Linked DNA regions of Homo sapiens: regions 2 and 3 are each linked to region 1. The links are chromatin contacts, found by Hi-C or POLR2A ChIA-PET in ENCODE. All regions are on one chromosome and are shown on one strand. Each heading gives the region's core, a stretch centred on a gene start or an enhancer-like site at or near the end of the contact. The rest is flanking DNA. Distances are from core to core; before and after follow the strand shown.

What was found. Hi-C counts contacts between places; a loop is a spot of excess contacts on that map. ChIA-PET counts read pairs that join two places held with the same protein, here RNA polymerase II (POLR2A). Pooled maps may share reads with other maps.
Region 2: a pooled map shows a loop between it and region 1 (2.2-fold over the local background). The contact joins the promoter of POLR2F-AS1 here to the enhancer-like site in region 1. A Hi-C loop is called at or near these places in 1 of 50 pooled maps. POLR2A ChIA-PET finds 5 or more read pairs at or near these places in 3 of 52 experiments (Caco-2, HEK293T and activated CD8-positive, alpha-beta memory T cell).
Region 3: a loop to region 1 is called in a pooled map, with 2.2 times the contacts of the local background. The contact joins two enhancer-like sites. A Hi-C loop is called at or near these places in 1 of 50 pooled maps. POLR2A ChIA-PET finds 5 or more read pairs at or near these places in 4 of 52 experiments (AG04450, H1, HEK293T and 1 more).

The regions. Positions count from the first base shown.
Region 1 is chr22:37,931,910-37,936,566 of GRCh38, reverse strand. It overlaps MICALL1 (MICAL like 1), which reads right to left. Exons shown (of 16, transcript NM_033386.4): 10 at 4,634-4,657; 11 at 3,888-4,014; 12 at 3,679-3,769; 13 at 3,455-3,528. Among named protein-coding and RNA genes, the nearest start is that of C22orf23, 19 kb to the left of the region's middle. RefSeq lists enhancers at 1,931-2,732, 2,733-3,535. Within about 2 kb of position 2,511, at least 23 of the 41 ENCODE cell types and tissues checked have a DNase peak (open chromatin) inside an H3K27ac peak, as active enhancers do.
Region 2 is chr22:38,031,711-38,036,367 of GRCh38, reverse strand. POLR2F-AS1 (POLR2F antisense RNA 1) reads left to right here and starts at 2,140. Exons shown (of 2, transcript NR_199596.1): 1 at 2,140-2,203; 2 at 3,213-4,196. It also overlaps a transcript of POLR2F not described here. RefSeq lists enhancers at 1,475-1,564, 1,860-3,135, 4,147-4,657.
Region 3 is chr22:37,998,223-38,002,879 of GRCh38, reverse strand. It overlaps a transcript of POLR2F not described here. Among named protein-coding and RNA genes, the nearest start is that of MIR4534, 12 kb to the right of the region's middle. RefSeq lists a silencer at 4,004-4,298 and an enhancer at 3,688-4,542. Within about 2 kb of position 2,844, at least 8 of the 41 ENCODE cell types and tissues checked have a DNase peak (open chromatin) inside an H3K27ac peak, as active enhancers do.

The DNA.
Region 1 (4,657 bases), core at 1,262-3,761:
ACCAAGGACACCAGGCTGCCTACCAAAGAGCCCTGCAAGGGGCCCCAGCAGGGCCAGCACAGCACCTACTGCAAGAACAGGGCAGCACCAAGGGTCTCATGCTCATGTTCATTCATCCATTCAACAAATGTTCACTAGGTGGCTTCTGGCGGGAGGCAAGATTCAGGAGGGACAGAGTGGGGCAGGGGCGAGGAGACAACAGGGAACCCCAGGGCTCCTCCAGCAGGAGAAGCAACACAACCCAAGTGACATACTGGGACATTTATCCAAGGCTGTGGAGGAAGGTAGACTAGAGGGGATGCTGGGGGCAGGGAGCCCAGCAGGAGGCTCCCCTGAAGCTGGGCACACCTGCTGCCCCTCCTGCCTCCTTTCCTCTCAAGGCCCCAGCCAACCCACAGGACCACCCCCAGGGGCCCACTGGGGCCCTAGTATTTCCCCCTCCCCCAGCCTGCAGGCTCCAGGGATGAGTGCCCACACTTGGCCTTCCCTCCACAACATCTACCGCCACAGGCTTCCCTGGCTTCAAATAAATATCCTAGGCCGGGCCCGGTGGCTCACTCCTGTAATCCCAGCACTTTGGGAGGCCGAGGCAGGTGGATCACCAGAGGTCAGGAGTTCGAGACCAGCCTGGCCAAATGGTGAAACCTCGTCTCTACTAAAAATACAAAAATTAGCGGGGTGTGGTGGCACACACCTGAAATCCCAGCTACTAGGGAGGCTGAGGCAGGAGAATTGCTTGAACCTGGGAGGTGGAGGTTGCAGTGAGCTCAGATCACGCCACTGCACTCCAGCCTGGGCAACAGAGTGAGACTCTGTCTCAAAAAAAAAAAAAAAAAAGTAAATATCCTTAGCCAAGCGTGGTGGTGGGCGCCTGTAATCCCAGCTACTGGGGAGGCTGAGGCAGGAAAATCGCTTGAACCTGGGAGGCGGAGGTTGCAGTGAGCTGAGTTCACGCCATTGCACTTCAGCCTGGATGTCACAGTGACACTCCATCTCAAAAAAATAATAGGCCGGGTGCGGTGGCTCACGCCTGTAATCCCAGCACTTTGGGAGGCCGAGGTGGGCGGATCACGAGGTCAGGAGATCAAGACCATCCTGGCTAACACGATGAAACCTTGTCTCTACTAAAAATACAAAAATTAGCCGGGTGTGGTGGCGGGCGCCTGTAGTCCCAGCTACACGGGAGGCTGAGGCAGGAGAATGGCGTAAACCCAGGAGGCGGAGCGTGCAGTAAGCCAAGATCGTGCCACTGCACTCCAGCCTAGGCGACAGAGCGAGACTCTGACTCAAAAAAATAAAATAAAATAAAATAATAATAATAACAAATAGGGCCAGGGCTTGGCGCGGTGGCTCACGCCTGTAATCCTAGCACTTTGGGAGGCGGAGGCGGGTGGATCACGAGGTCAGGAGATCGAGACCATCCTGGCTAACATGGTGAAACCCCGTCTCTACTAAAAATACAAACAATTAGCCGGGCGGGGTGGCAGGTGCCTGTAGTCCCAGCTACTAGGGAGGCTGAGGCAGGAGAATGGTGTCAACCTGGGGAGGCGGAGCTTGCAGTGAGCCGAGATTGTGCCACTGCCCTCCAGCCTGGGCAACAGAGTGAGACTCCATCTCAAAAAATAAAATAAAAATAAATAAATAAATAAAATAAAATAAATAAATAAATAGAGCCAGGCGCAGTGGCTCATGCCTGTAATCCCAGCACTTTGGGAGGCTAAGGTGGGTGGATCACAAGGTCAGGAGATCGAGACCATCCTGGCTAACATGGTGAAACCTGGTCTCTACTAAAAACACAAAAAATTAGCCGGGCGTGGTGGCAGGCGCCTGTAGTCCCAGTTACTTGGGAGGCTCAGGCAGGAAAATGGCGTGAACCCGGGAGGCAGAGCTTGCAGTGAGCCGAGATCGCGCCACTGCACTCCAGCCTGGGCGACAGAGTGAGACTCTGTCTCAAAAAAAAAATAATAATAATAAATAAATAAATACCCCCCCCCAAAATAAATAAATAAATATCCTGAAGCCCCCTCAGCCACTGCCCCTTTCCCCTATGGCCTCACCTTGCCAAAATTGAGGAGCAGGTGGCCCAACCTGGTTCTGGGGACAGAGCAGGGCCTCCAAATCACCACCCAAGTTTGAATCCCACTTTGCCATTTTCCATATCTGGGGCCTGGGTAAGTTATGTCCCCAGTCTACACGTGGGGAAACTGAGACTCAGGGACATGAAATCTTTGACCAGTGTCACACAGTGAAGGTGGAGCTGGTATTTGAACCTGGCAGCCTGATGCCCCCAAGCAATGGCCCTCATGGTGTACTGTACTCGGAGCCTCATACACCAGCTTCACCTTCCAAAAGCAACATCCGGGACAGGCTGACAAGCCCGGGACGCACAGCCACCACACGGGGGCTGGAAAAGCCACAGTAAGCCCTGGGGCCGGGCTAGCCAGGGAGGCAGAGGAGCCGTGCCCGCTCTGGCCACAGGGCGCCGCTGTGGCTCTGAGTGGTGGCCACGCCCCAGCCTCCTGCAGAGTTGGGAGTGACTCACACAAGGCAGTGGAAGCCTGGGACATTCTGTGGCTTCCCCTGGGACACTCCAGCCTCCCAAATTCCCCAGTCAGTAGACAGTTCCCCTGCCACCATCCCCACAGTCTGGAGGGGCTGTGTGTGCAGGGACAGCCCCAGATCAGAGACATGGATGGAAGCCCAGCCCCGTCACCAACAGCCAAGTCCCTTGACCTCTCTGGCCCTCCACTTCCCATCTGTCAAGATGGCCCTTGCCCAGGGCTGGCACCATGCCTGAGCCATAAGAAAGTGGTCAAAAGCTTTGGCTCCCAACTCTGGAATCTCCATAGTCCTGGGGTCTCTGCCTGCAGCTGCGGTTCACTGCATTCCACGGTCACAGGGCGTGTGAGGAGCCCTCCTCACCAAACCCCAACTCGGCCACATGGTAACCATCAGCCATCAGCCCTTCAGAGGGTACAGAGTCCACGTCCACTGTCTCCTGGTCCCAAGAACACCCGAGGACGTGGGGACCTTCATTCCCATCTTACACCTGAAGCCACTGAGGCTCAGTGAGGCTAAGAATCCTGCCCAAGGTCACACAGCAAGTTAGTGGCAGAAGAAGGAACAGTCTGACCCACGCACAAAACAGGCTGGGCTGGTCCTGGGCCTGATCTTCATTCACTGAGAGCCTGTCATCCCTGGTCCCTCGGACGTCCACACCCTACACTGTCTGTGCGGTTCCTTCTCCTACCACAGCCCCAGCCAGCTTACTGCCTGTTACAGTCTCTCCCATCCTTGGGGGTGACCCAGACAGCCCTGCCCCGCACCTCCTCCTCTGGCCCTGTCCCCAGTCTGCCTGTGCATCCTACTGGGGTTTTGTCTGCCCGCTCCCCCACTCCTCCGTGTCACCAGGCCCCAGGGCAGGTGCCAGGGGAGTGCCAGTGGCTGCACTCACCTGGCTTATTGAGGAGGCACCGGAGCTCATACTCGACATCAGCCTGGCGCTGCTCCAGGTTCTGCTGCTTGAAGCTAGGGGTGGGAATAAGGTGACTCTTAACAATTCTGCCCGAGCCCCGGCTGCCCTGCCCTGCGCTGTTACTGATGAGGGAAGAGGGTAAGGGTTCTCCATTCTAAGCTCTACGGATTCCAGGGAGGGATGCCCCAGGCGGGGGGACTCACACATAGATGAGCTCGGACTCTCGCCGCACCAGTAGGTGCTTCTCGTGGATGAGCTTGAACCAGTCCACCAGCATGTCATCCTCACGGCCCTCTGGAAGCCAGATACCCACTGAGGCCAGGGCTGGCTGCCATGCCTGGCTCAGTTCCCCGGGGAATAGAGGCTCCTGCCCCCAGCCCCACCCAGCAGGCCCTCCCAGCCGCTCCCGCACCATTCAGGCCGCCACGCAGCTTCTCCTCCAGCAGCACCCCACGGTGCTCCAGGGCATCCAGCCGGCGCTCAATGGTATCCATCTCTCCATGGATGTCCTCCTCAGGGATGTACTGGTCAGCCTGGACCTGCCCAACAGTGCCTGGTCACCTGACGGCCTGCCTGGTTGCTGCCAGGAGCCTTGCCCTCTTCTCTGGCCAGCATTGGCCACTGGTGGCTCCAGGGCCCGGGCCCTGTCCCCCACCCCAGCATGGTAAGAAGGCAGGGTCCCAGTGGGGAAGGGGCCAGTGTGGGGACAGCCACAACCCTGCATGCCACTGGTCCCAGCACCAACAGACACTCCAGAAGGTGGCATGACTCCCTGCCCTTCACGGAAACGCCTCCTCTCTGCCACTCCAGAAAGGGTATCACAATGTCAGTGAGAGTGACCTTATTACAGAGATAAACTTGAGAACACTCTAATCAGCTTAAGTAGCAGTGTTATCATGAGTGCTTGATACTTGAACTTGTTAGTAACAAATTAAATGCACCACCCACTGCTTTTGGTGGTGAAGGGCTGATCTGCTCCAAATCCCTCCAGGCTGCAAGCTAGACCTTCCAGTTGGGCCGCCAAGAGTGCTCTCTTGAGCATCTGAGGCCCACTGCCTAGCCAGCCAGCCTCCTTAGAGTCCCAGGGGAAGACTGCAGCTGCAGAGTGGGGGTTGCCAGCCCAGGCCAGCCTGGTCTCGGGGGGCTCCCAGCTGGTACCTTGCGTTTGATGAGTGGAAAGCC
Region 2 (4,657 bases), core at 891-3,390, 100 kb before region 1:
AAAGCTTCTCAAAGGACTCTGAGGACATTCCCTGCCCCACCAGCCTCATGGTGCCGTGACATCAGCAAATGGCCTAGAAAAGCAGGGGCTCGGCTGGGTGCGGTGGCTCACACCTGTAATCCCAGCACTTTGGGAGGCTGAGGCAGGTGGATCACCTGAGGTCAGGGGCTCGAGACCAGCCTGGTCAACATGGCAAAACCCCGTCTCTACTAAAAATACAAAAACTTAGCCAGGTGCAGTGGCAGACGCCTGTAATCCCAGCTACTTGGGAGGCTGAGGCAGGAGAATTGCTTGAACCCGGGAGGCGGAGGTTGCATTGAGCCAAGATCCTGCCACTGCACTCCAGCCTGCGCAACAGATCGAGACTCTGTCTCAAAAAAAAAAAAAAGAAAAGCAGGGGCTCAGTGCCTCACCTCTGACCTCAGGCTGGTTCCTGGCCTCCCAGGGCCTCAGTTTCCTCATCAGTAAAACCACACCCACCCTGGAGCTTTGTGGGTTCATCAAAAGAAGGCAGCTTGCCCTTTGGGGGCAGGAAGGGGGCTCTGAGACGTGAGGCTGCAACTCATGGTCACCCAGCTGGGAAGGGGCAGCACCTCCCACCCGCTCCCGCCAGGGCTTCCCCTCCTCTTCTGCTGTTCCCAGTGGCCCGGCGGGTGCCTCAGTTCAGCCATGGTTATGAAGCAGATGCATATGAAGTGCCTGCGGGTGTCAGGCAGCACCTGGAGAGTGAGGTGGGGCAGTCATGCAGAAAGTGGTGATAGTAGCAGGAGGTTTCAGATGGCAGAGAGGCCGGTGGGCAGGAGAGGGAGGCTGCATGGCCCCGAGGACACGAGCAGGATAGACCGAGGGATTGCAAATGAACAGAAAAGAAACGTGCTCCTGCCAGGCCCCCTGCCCTGGGAAGGGAAGAGAGCGACCCCTGATTCCCACTTGCCCCACTGACTTGCTCTAGACCGTTGGGCAGCAGCCCCTTGGCCTGTTAGGCCTCAGCATCCTCATCTGTCAAATGGGCTTATCCCTCTCGTCCCATAGGATGGTGCTGAGAATCAGGCAAGGTGAGGGGTATGCACACACCACACTGGATGTAAAGGCCTCGGAGGCGCCTGTTGTTAACAGTTAATGGGCTCCAGATGTGCACCATTTACAGAATAACCCACCATGGTGAGTTTGTGCCACAGGCGATGCCACAGAAGGGTGTGAGACCGAGAGAGAGAGACACACACAGGGGGAGAGAGAGAGATGGCTATGGCAGAGAGCAGGGAAGGCTTCCTGGAAGAAGCAAGACCTACACTATGTGTGTTATGGAGGGATGGGCAGGATTTGCAGAGGCCAAGAGGTGTGGGGAGAGCTTAGGTGGAAGGACCAGCACAAGGGAATCTGCTTGGGGAGTGGGGAGGGATGTCAGCCCCCTGGCTAGCAAGGTGGGGTGGGGAGGCTGGGGTGGGATCCTGGAAAGCCCCAGCTCGTCCTAGGCCACGGCCCCAGGTCTCACCTCCCACCACTCCCAGCCCTGGGCCGAAAGCTCCCAACTGGTTTCTCCTCTGGCCTCTGCTCAAGCCCTGCCCCCACCTCCAGTGCGCTCTGTGTCTCTGCTGGCTGCTTCTGACTCATTGTTCCGAGCTGCGCAGGCACAACCCCCTCCAGAAAGCCCAGGCTGACAGGTCTCCCCTGGGATTAGTTCATTCTGTCCCAAGGGGAAGCTGCTATTATTATCCCCATTTTACAGAGGGGGACATTGAGGCTCAGAGAGGGGTCCAGGGCTGCACGGCTGGTGTCAGCGCTGGGATTTCAACTCCAAGTGGCCTGGCTCTCCTTTGAGCTCTTGGCTGCCTCCGCACCCCGCCCCATGCTGGGCACTTCGGTCTCCTTAGAGCTGGTGCAGGAGGTCGCTGGTTTTGCATTATCCCCTCCCCCGCTTCTTGGAGGAGGAAGCTGGAGCCCAGAGAAGGGTTGGGACCTGCCTGCCGCCACGTGGCCAGGAAGTGGCCGAGCAGATTCTGAAGCCAGGAGTGGCTGACCCCACTCCTCTGTGACAGGCCTGGGGAAGCTGCCAGGCCTGGGACGCAGGGGTGCATGGAAGGGAAGAGGCTGTGGCCCGAGGCCCAGTGAGAGCCCAGTGCAGCCCTGGAAGGCGGAAAAGACAACTAGTGGGGATGAGGAGCAGCGTGGACAGGCCCAAGGAGCTGGGGGACAGATGGTGGTGGTGAGGCAGCAAGGCTGAAACGGTGGGAGTAGAGGAAGCAGAAGGGGAGGCGGAAGGAGCTGACAAGGGGAGTCGGGAGGACACCAAGGGGCCATGCCAAGCCCTAGGTTTTGGGGCACTCCTGCCCTGTCCGGGTTCGGCCCCAGCCACTTGACCCCTGGGATGGTGCAGGGAATAGGGGTCAGCGGCGGTCACAACCTCTCTTGACTCCCAGAATCAAAGGGGTTGGGGCCCCAAGTGAGCAGCAAACTTAGAGTCAGCATGGGTCATGAGGAGTCGCCCAGTGCCCTCGTCCACGTCACACCCTCTCCCAGCGAGCACAGGACAGAAGCCTCGAGGCCCTTCCACGGGCACTGTCGTCAGTCAGTGGAGTCACATGGGGGGCAGGCAGCGGGGCCGTGGCGCCTTCCGGTGGCTTCCCCACATCCACCCCTCCCCTCAGGATCCTGCCACCGCTCTTGGAAAACAACTGAGGAAATCAAGTGGAAACACAAATCCGCCACCCAGTCCCTCCCGCTCCGCCGGGGCCAGATCCCATCCCCCAACCCCCACTGCACTGGGGGAGCAGGCTTGGCCTCAGAGGCTGTGCCAGCCCAGCAGGGCTTGCCTTGGCGAGGCTCTGTGGGCACTGGTGATTGGTCCTGGAGTTCCCAGCAGCTGGGCCTGTCTGTCGCCCCATCTGGTCCTACAGAACCAGCCCTACCCCAGAGGGACTGGGTAACCAGGCTTGAACCCCGCTGCAACCTCTAGACTCTGGGATCTGGGGCCAGGGAAATTCCAGCCCTGGCTCTACCAGAGCCTAGCAGGCCGCCCTGGACAAGCGCTTTCTCTCTGTAGGTCTCAAGAGTCCTCATCTGTAAAATGGGAGAGATAAGCCATGCCCCGTCCACCTGAAAAGGCTGGCGAAGAAAGACAGGGCAACTAGGGAGGACAGCTCTGTGCAAAATCTCAAGATTTTGTCCACTTCCTTTTTTTTTTAATTTTCTTTTTTCTTTCTTTTTTTTTTAAGACAGGGTCTCACTCTGGGGCCCAGGCTGGAGTGCGGTATCATGATCACAACTCACTGCAGCCTCAACCTCCTGGGCTCAAAGATGGCTCACAGATGGCTGCTTTGATGTTTACAAGGAGGTGTTGCGTCACAGGTTGGGAGGTCATGAATTATGTCATGCTCCATGTGGGGGACATGAATTATGTCATGCTCCGTGTGGGGGACATGAATTATGGACGGCAGTAAGGGATTCCAGAGGCAGCTCACCAGTGGCCCACGGAGCCCTTCTCAGCTTGGCCTCCCCACCTCCCACCGTGGCCACCCCTCCTGCCCCTGCAGGCCTTCATAACTGCGCATCCAGGCAGCTTCCTTGCTGAAGCACCCTCTCCGCAGAACTCCTGCTCATTCCTCAAGACCCAGCTCGACTGTCTGTCCTCTGTGACACGTCCTGATTCCAGGCAGCATGAGGGGCGTCCGCCACCCCACGTTGGTTCCTACAGCACACTGTGTCAGTGTGGCATCATCCATCCATGTCCCCAATCAGGGTGTGGACAGGGCCTATGCCTCAAGCATCCTGGTTTCCCTGCCCCATGCCCAGTGTTGGGCCTAAGGAATAGCAGAGCTCAGTGGACTATGTGCCTGACTGTGGGCAGAGACCCCGGTCTCTCCTGGGCACACTCAGCCTCGAGGCAGCAGCTCGGCTCCTGACTGATGGATTCAGGGGCAGGTGATGGGTGTGAAGCAGTTTCCCCTGTCAGATACCCGCTGTGCATTTTTGGGAGGACCGTAACAGTGGAACTCCAGAGCTCTCCTGGGAAGATGGCTGTGGTGGAAGGTGAGAGGACACTGGCCAGTTAGAAAATGGATAAAAGCAGGCCAGGTGTGGTGCAGTGGTTCACATCTGTAACCCTGGCACTTTGGGAGGCCAAGGTGAGAGAATTGCTTGAGATCAGGAGTTCAAGACCAGCCTGGGCAACAGAGTGAGACCCTGTCTCTACAAAAAAATTAAAAATTAGCTGGGTGTGGTGGCTTGTGCCTAGGCTTCCAGCTATTTGGAAGGCTGAAGTGGGAGGATCACTTAAGCCCAGGAGGTTGAGGCTGCAGTGAGCCAAGATCGCGCCATTGTACTCCAACCTGGGCCACGGAGCAAGACCCTGTCTCAAAAAAAAAGTAAAAGAAAAAAAAGAAACTGGACAAAATCTCCAGACTTCAGACCAAAACAGAGGCCAAGACAGAGGGGACTAGAATGCTGGGGAGGGGACTACGGATGTGTTTGGAAGGAAAAATTGTCATGGCCGATGACTAGCCATAGGGGATGAAGGGGATGGATGAGTCAAAAATGACTCCGAAGCTTCATGCCTGGGTCACTGGAGAACAGTGGGGCCGTTGATGGGGCAGGGAAGCGGGGAGGGGTTGGTCTGGGGGCAGCATGGTGACGCGGGTTTGAGACATGGACTCACAGCACT
Region 3 (4,657 bases), core at 1,595-4,094, 66 kb before region 1:
GTGGCAGGTGCCTGTAATCCCAGCTACTCGGGAGGCTGAGGCAGGAGAATGGCGTGAACCCAGGAGGCGGAGCTTGCAGTGAGCTGAGATGGCGCCACTGCACTCCAGCCTGGGCGATAGAGCAAGACTCCGTCTCAAAAAAAAAAGACTCAAAAGTCACCATCAGGCCATTTTCCCCTCTATTCAATCCCTTCTCTCTCTGTAAGGTTGCACCCAAACATCACCTCCACCGGGAAGCCCTTCTCCGTTGCCCCCAGACACAGCTGACTTTGCTGAGCAACCCCAGCCCCATGGCCCCAGCCAACATGGTGAAACCCAGTCTCTACTAGAAATACAAAAATTAGCCGGGCATGGTGGCAGGTGCCTGTAATCCCAGCTACTCAGGAGGCTGAGGTGGGAGAATTGCTTGAGCCTGGGAGGCGGAGGTTGCAGTGCCCTGGACACTTTATAAGACTCTTGTGGGTCCCACTGACCCCACATTGCATCAAGCATGTTGAAATGTACCCACGTCACATGCTACATAGAACTGGTTGGCTATAAACAAGTTTTAAAGAGTCTTTTTTATTTTTCATTTAAAATTTTGAATAATTTCTCTGTTGCTATTTTTGTATACTTTGGAGCTGGAGTTTTCTTCTTTAGTTCTTAAGCACTTTTGTGGCCCAATAAAAAGTCTAGAAGTGATATGCTTTGTCCAAGTTTGGGGAAAAAAATAAATTAAAAAAAAAAAAAAGGCCAGGTGTGCTGGCTCGCGCATGTAATCCTAGCACTTTGAGAGGCTGAGGTGGATGGATCACCCGAGGTCAGGAGTTTGGGACCAGCCTGACCAACATGGTGAAACCTGGTCTCTACTAAAAATACAAAAATTTGTATTTTCGTATTTTTACAAAATACAGGCATGGTGGCAGGTGCCTGTAATCCCAGCTACTCAGGAGGCGGAAGTGGGAGAATTGCTTGAGCCCAGGAGGCAGAGGTTGCAGTGAGCCAAGATCATGCCACTGCACTCCAGTCTGGGCACCAGAGTGAGACTCCATCCAAAAAAAACCACTTGGCCAGGCAAGGTGGCTCACACTTGTAATCCCAGCACTTGGAAAGGCCTAAGCGGGCAGATCACTTGAGGTCAGGAGATGGAGACCAGCCTGGCCAACATGGTGAAACCCCATCTCTACTAAAAATACAAAAATTAGTCAGGCATAGTGGTACATGCCTGTAATCCCAGCTACTCAGGAGGCTGAGGCAGGAGAATCGCTTGAACCTGGGAGGCAGAGGTTGCAGTGAGCCGACATTATACCATAGCACTCCAGCCTGGGCAACAGAATGAGACTCCATCCAAAAAACAAACAAAGCAACTCTATAGTCCAGGAGCCTCCAATGTCAGGCATTCACTGTCTCCATCCCAGTGCTCATCGCTCTCTGTGTCCCCAAAATGAATAAATTCGTAAATTCCCCTAAAAATCTATCTTTAATCTCTCTGAATCTAATATGATGCAACTCACATTATTTCTGTATCTGTCAACTGTGTCTCTATAAGATACTTCTGTAATTTTTATCTGTTCTCTCTAAAGATCTCTGTTCACAACACACTGGGTGTCCAGCAGGCACGGTCGAGAGCCTGCCATGGCCCATGTGTTACCGTTCTTGAGCCTTGCAACAACTCATGAATAAATTCTATTATCCCTGTTTTACAGATTAGGAAACTGAGGCTGAGAGAGGGGAACTAGCTTGCAAGTAAGAGGCCACAGGGCAAAGAAGGGCTCTCAGGAGTGTTGACTCTAGTCCTTCTCTAACCTCTCTCAACCCCTCCTCTCAGTGGTGCTGCACCCATGCCAGCCGCCACTCCTTACTTGCTCCTTTTCCTACCCTCTGCTTCCAGGCAAGACGCAGATGTCATCTCCGTTCATACCCTTCATCTTGCCTCAACATCATCACCCCATTCCATCCCATAAACACTTCCTGAGTTCCTACTATGTGCCAAGCGCTGTGCTGAGAACTGGAATGAAAATAATGAATGCCAAGGTCACCAGGCTATGAGCTCCGAGGGCAGGGACAGAGCCCACAGCAGAGTTGGTGGGTCCTCATCAGCCCCTGTGAAGTGCCTGTGGTCTCCATATGTTCCCAAAGGAAGCTGGTTTCACTTTGAGCATGTTGGAGAATGTTATTTCAAACACCTTACACCTCCAAAGCCAGGCAGGGAGCCCTGGGCTGCCCCTCCTCAATGGTGTTGGCTTATTCCTCTGGGTGGGGCCTGTGTCCAGCAGCCCCTGGGCTGGTGACACCAACCACCCTAGTGCCCTGCACAGACTGCAGAGGAACACAGGGTCAGCACCATCTCGAGGGGCCCAAAGCCACCCTCCTGATAACCCCCCATATTTGGAAAGCACTTTAGTTTGCAAAAGGCTCCACCTTCTTTCTCCGTGTGTCCTCTCCCCACCCCAGCTATAAGTAAGGAATTTTCCCAGCCCACTTGGCCCCTAGCATCCAAGTTTGGGCAAGAACCCAGGAGTCCAGACTCCTAGCCCAATGTAGAAGAGCCTGCCAACTCTGTTTACTCCACAGTGCCCCAGAAAGGCCCTCTCTTTTCTAGACCTCAGCTCCCTGTCAGTACAATAAGAAGGTCCGGCTGGACAACCGCTAAGCTCCCTTCAGGCTTTAGCATGCCAGAGTCTACCGTGGGGGCGCAGGTGGCCAACTCCCAGGGGAGGAACCGAGGCCAGTGGCTGCACACACTGTGCCTGCACCATGCCGTCAGGGGAGGCATCATGTTCCGGCAGGACCAGCAGGATGAGTCACCAGATATGGAAATGACGCTGGCACACAGGAGGTCTGGGGGCCAATAAGCTCACCCTCGCCAAAACCACAGCTGAGGAGGAACAGTGCTGGGATCCCTGCGATTCGCCTAGCGGGCACAGGCTGCCAGGTGCAGATCCAGGCAGTCAAATGGTGTGCACAGTGTGCCTTCCAGCCCAAGGGTAGTGGAGGCTGCCCAGCCCTCCAATAACAATAATCATCACAATAAAAATAACAACACACAGTGGTTGGCTATTGTGTCGGGCACTTGACACCTGTTACCTTCTCTTACCTCTGAACCTGCCAGTTATGACATGACCCATTTTCAAGAGGAAACCCCGGGGCTCAGAGAGACAAAGGAGCTCTGCCCAGGTCACAGGGCCAAGGAGTGGGGCACCCTGCTCTGACTGCCCCAAAGCCCTCATCCTCCGCACCCCACTGCCTCTGCGTCCCACAGAGTCTAGGCTCATTTCGGCTCGGTGGCCAGCCTGAGGCCCTGGGGAGGGGAAGGGGTGTCAGGACGCCCAGGTGCAGATGACCTGGGAGGATTCTGACTCAGCCCCACAACTGGAGCAGGAGAGCACCACACCCTCCTAGGCCTCCTGGAGCCTCGCCAAGGCCTTCCTTAGGGTATGACATTCGGATGTCAGGAGACCTGCTGGTCCTCAGTGACCACAGGCCAGGCTGAGGCTGCCACAGGGGCCTGAGCTGACGAGGAAGGCTGAGCCCCCTGTGATGGCCGACAAGCTCCAGCATCCCCACACGCAGGCGGCCAAAGGTGCCTGCAGCCACCCGGTAGAAATGTGTCTGAACTGGGCCTGGAGCCAGGCAAGTGGGGCTCCTGGATCCTGGGACAGAGGGTACAACTCAGGACCCCAGGCTGGCACTCCACAGCACCATCCCCAGGGCATTTCCCACAAGGAGCACCTGGATCTCTCAGCAAAGATGGGGGCAGACTGGGAGAGCCCAGGAACTCAGGGCCAGCTGCCCAGCAGGCCCACCTCGGGGTAGAGGGTACGGCCGTCTGGGAATGAGGGAAGACAGAAGGGGGAGGCCCTGGGTGAGGGAATGACAGGAGGGGGTCTTCATCTTGTGTAGGGACGGGGGCGCATCTGTGGTGAAAAGCAGGACCCATCTTGGGGCGGCGGGTCCTCCTACCAGGGCGGGCTCCTGTACCAGCCAGACCCTAATGCCCTGCCTTTGACATCTCCGTCTCAGCCCCCACCACACCTCTCCTCTCCTCTCCTCTCCTCTCCTCTCCCTCTCTCTCTCCCTCTCACATTCCTCTGGGAGTCGATCAGTGCTTGAGTGACACCCCAGATGACTCTTTGCTATTAATTCCCACACACAGAATGGGCCCCTTGTTCTCTTCTCTCGGAGGAATGGCCGTGGCCAAAGCCATCCCAAGAGTCCCTGACTTAACCCTTCTCCTGGCCGGTCCTCTGCACATCCCACGCCCAGGGCCACAGGGCCAGCAGTAGGGAGGGTGCAGAGAGGGAGTCTGGAAGGAACAGGGGCTCCTTCCAGCCCACAGCCCCTGGAATAAAGTCCCCAGGGTGGGACAGCAGGACCACCCCAACCTGCCCAGGGAGCCTGACAGCAACTCCTCACCTGAGGTTCTCACCAGGCCCTGGAAGTCAGAAGGCCTGTCCAGATGTAAGTGTGAGGCCCAGGGTCCACAGCCTCCCCAGGGCCAGCCTGATGTCTCTGGACCCCAGGGAGGCCCCTTCAAGGGGCAGGTGGAAGGCTCAGACCCTCGGCCCGGCCCTGGCCTTGAGGGAGTTAACACGGACTGGAGGCAGGACACCACCTGTCAGGGCAGGTCTCTGAGGAGAGATGAGGCGGCCATGGCCTCTTTTGATCACAGGATAAA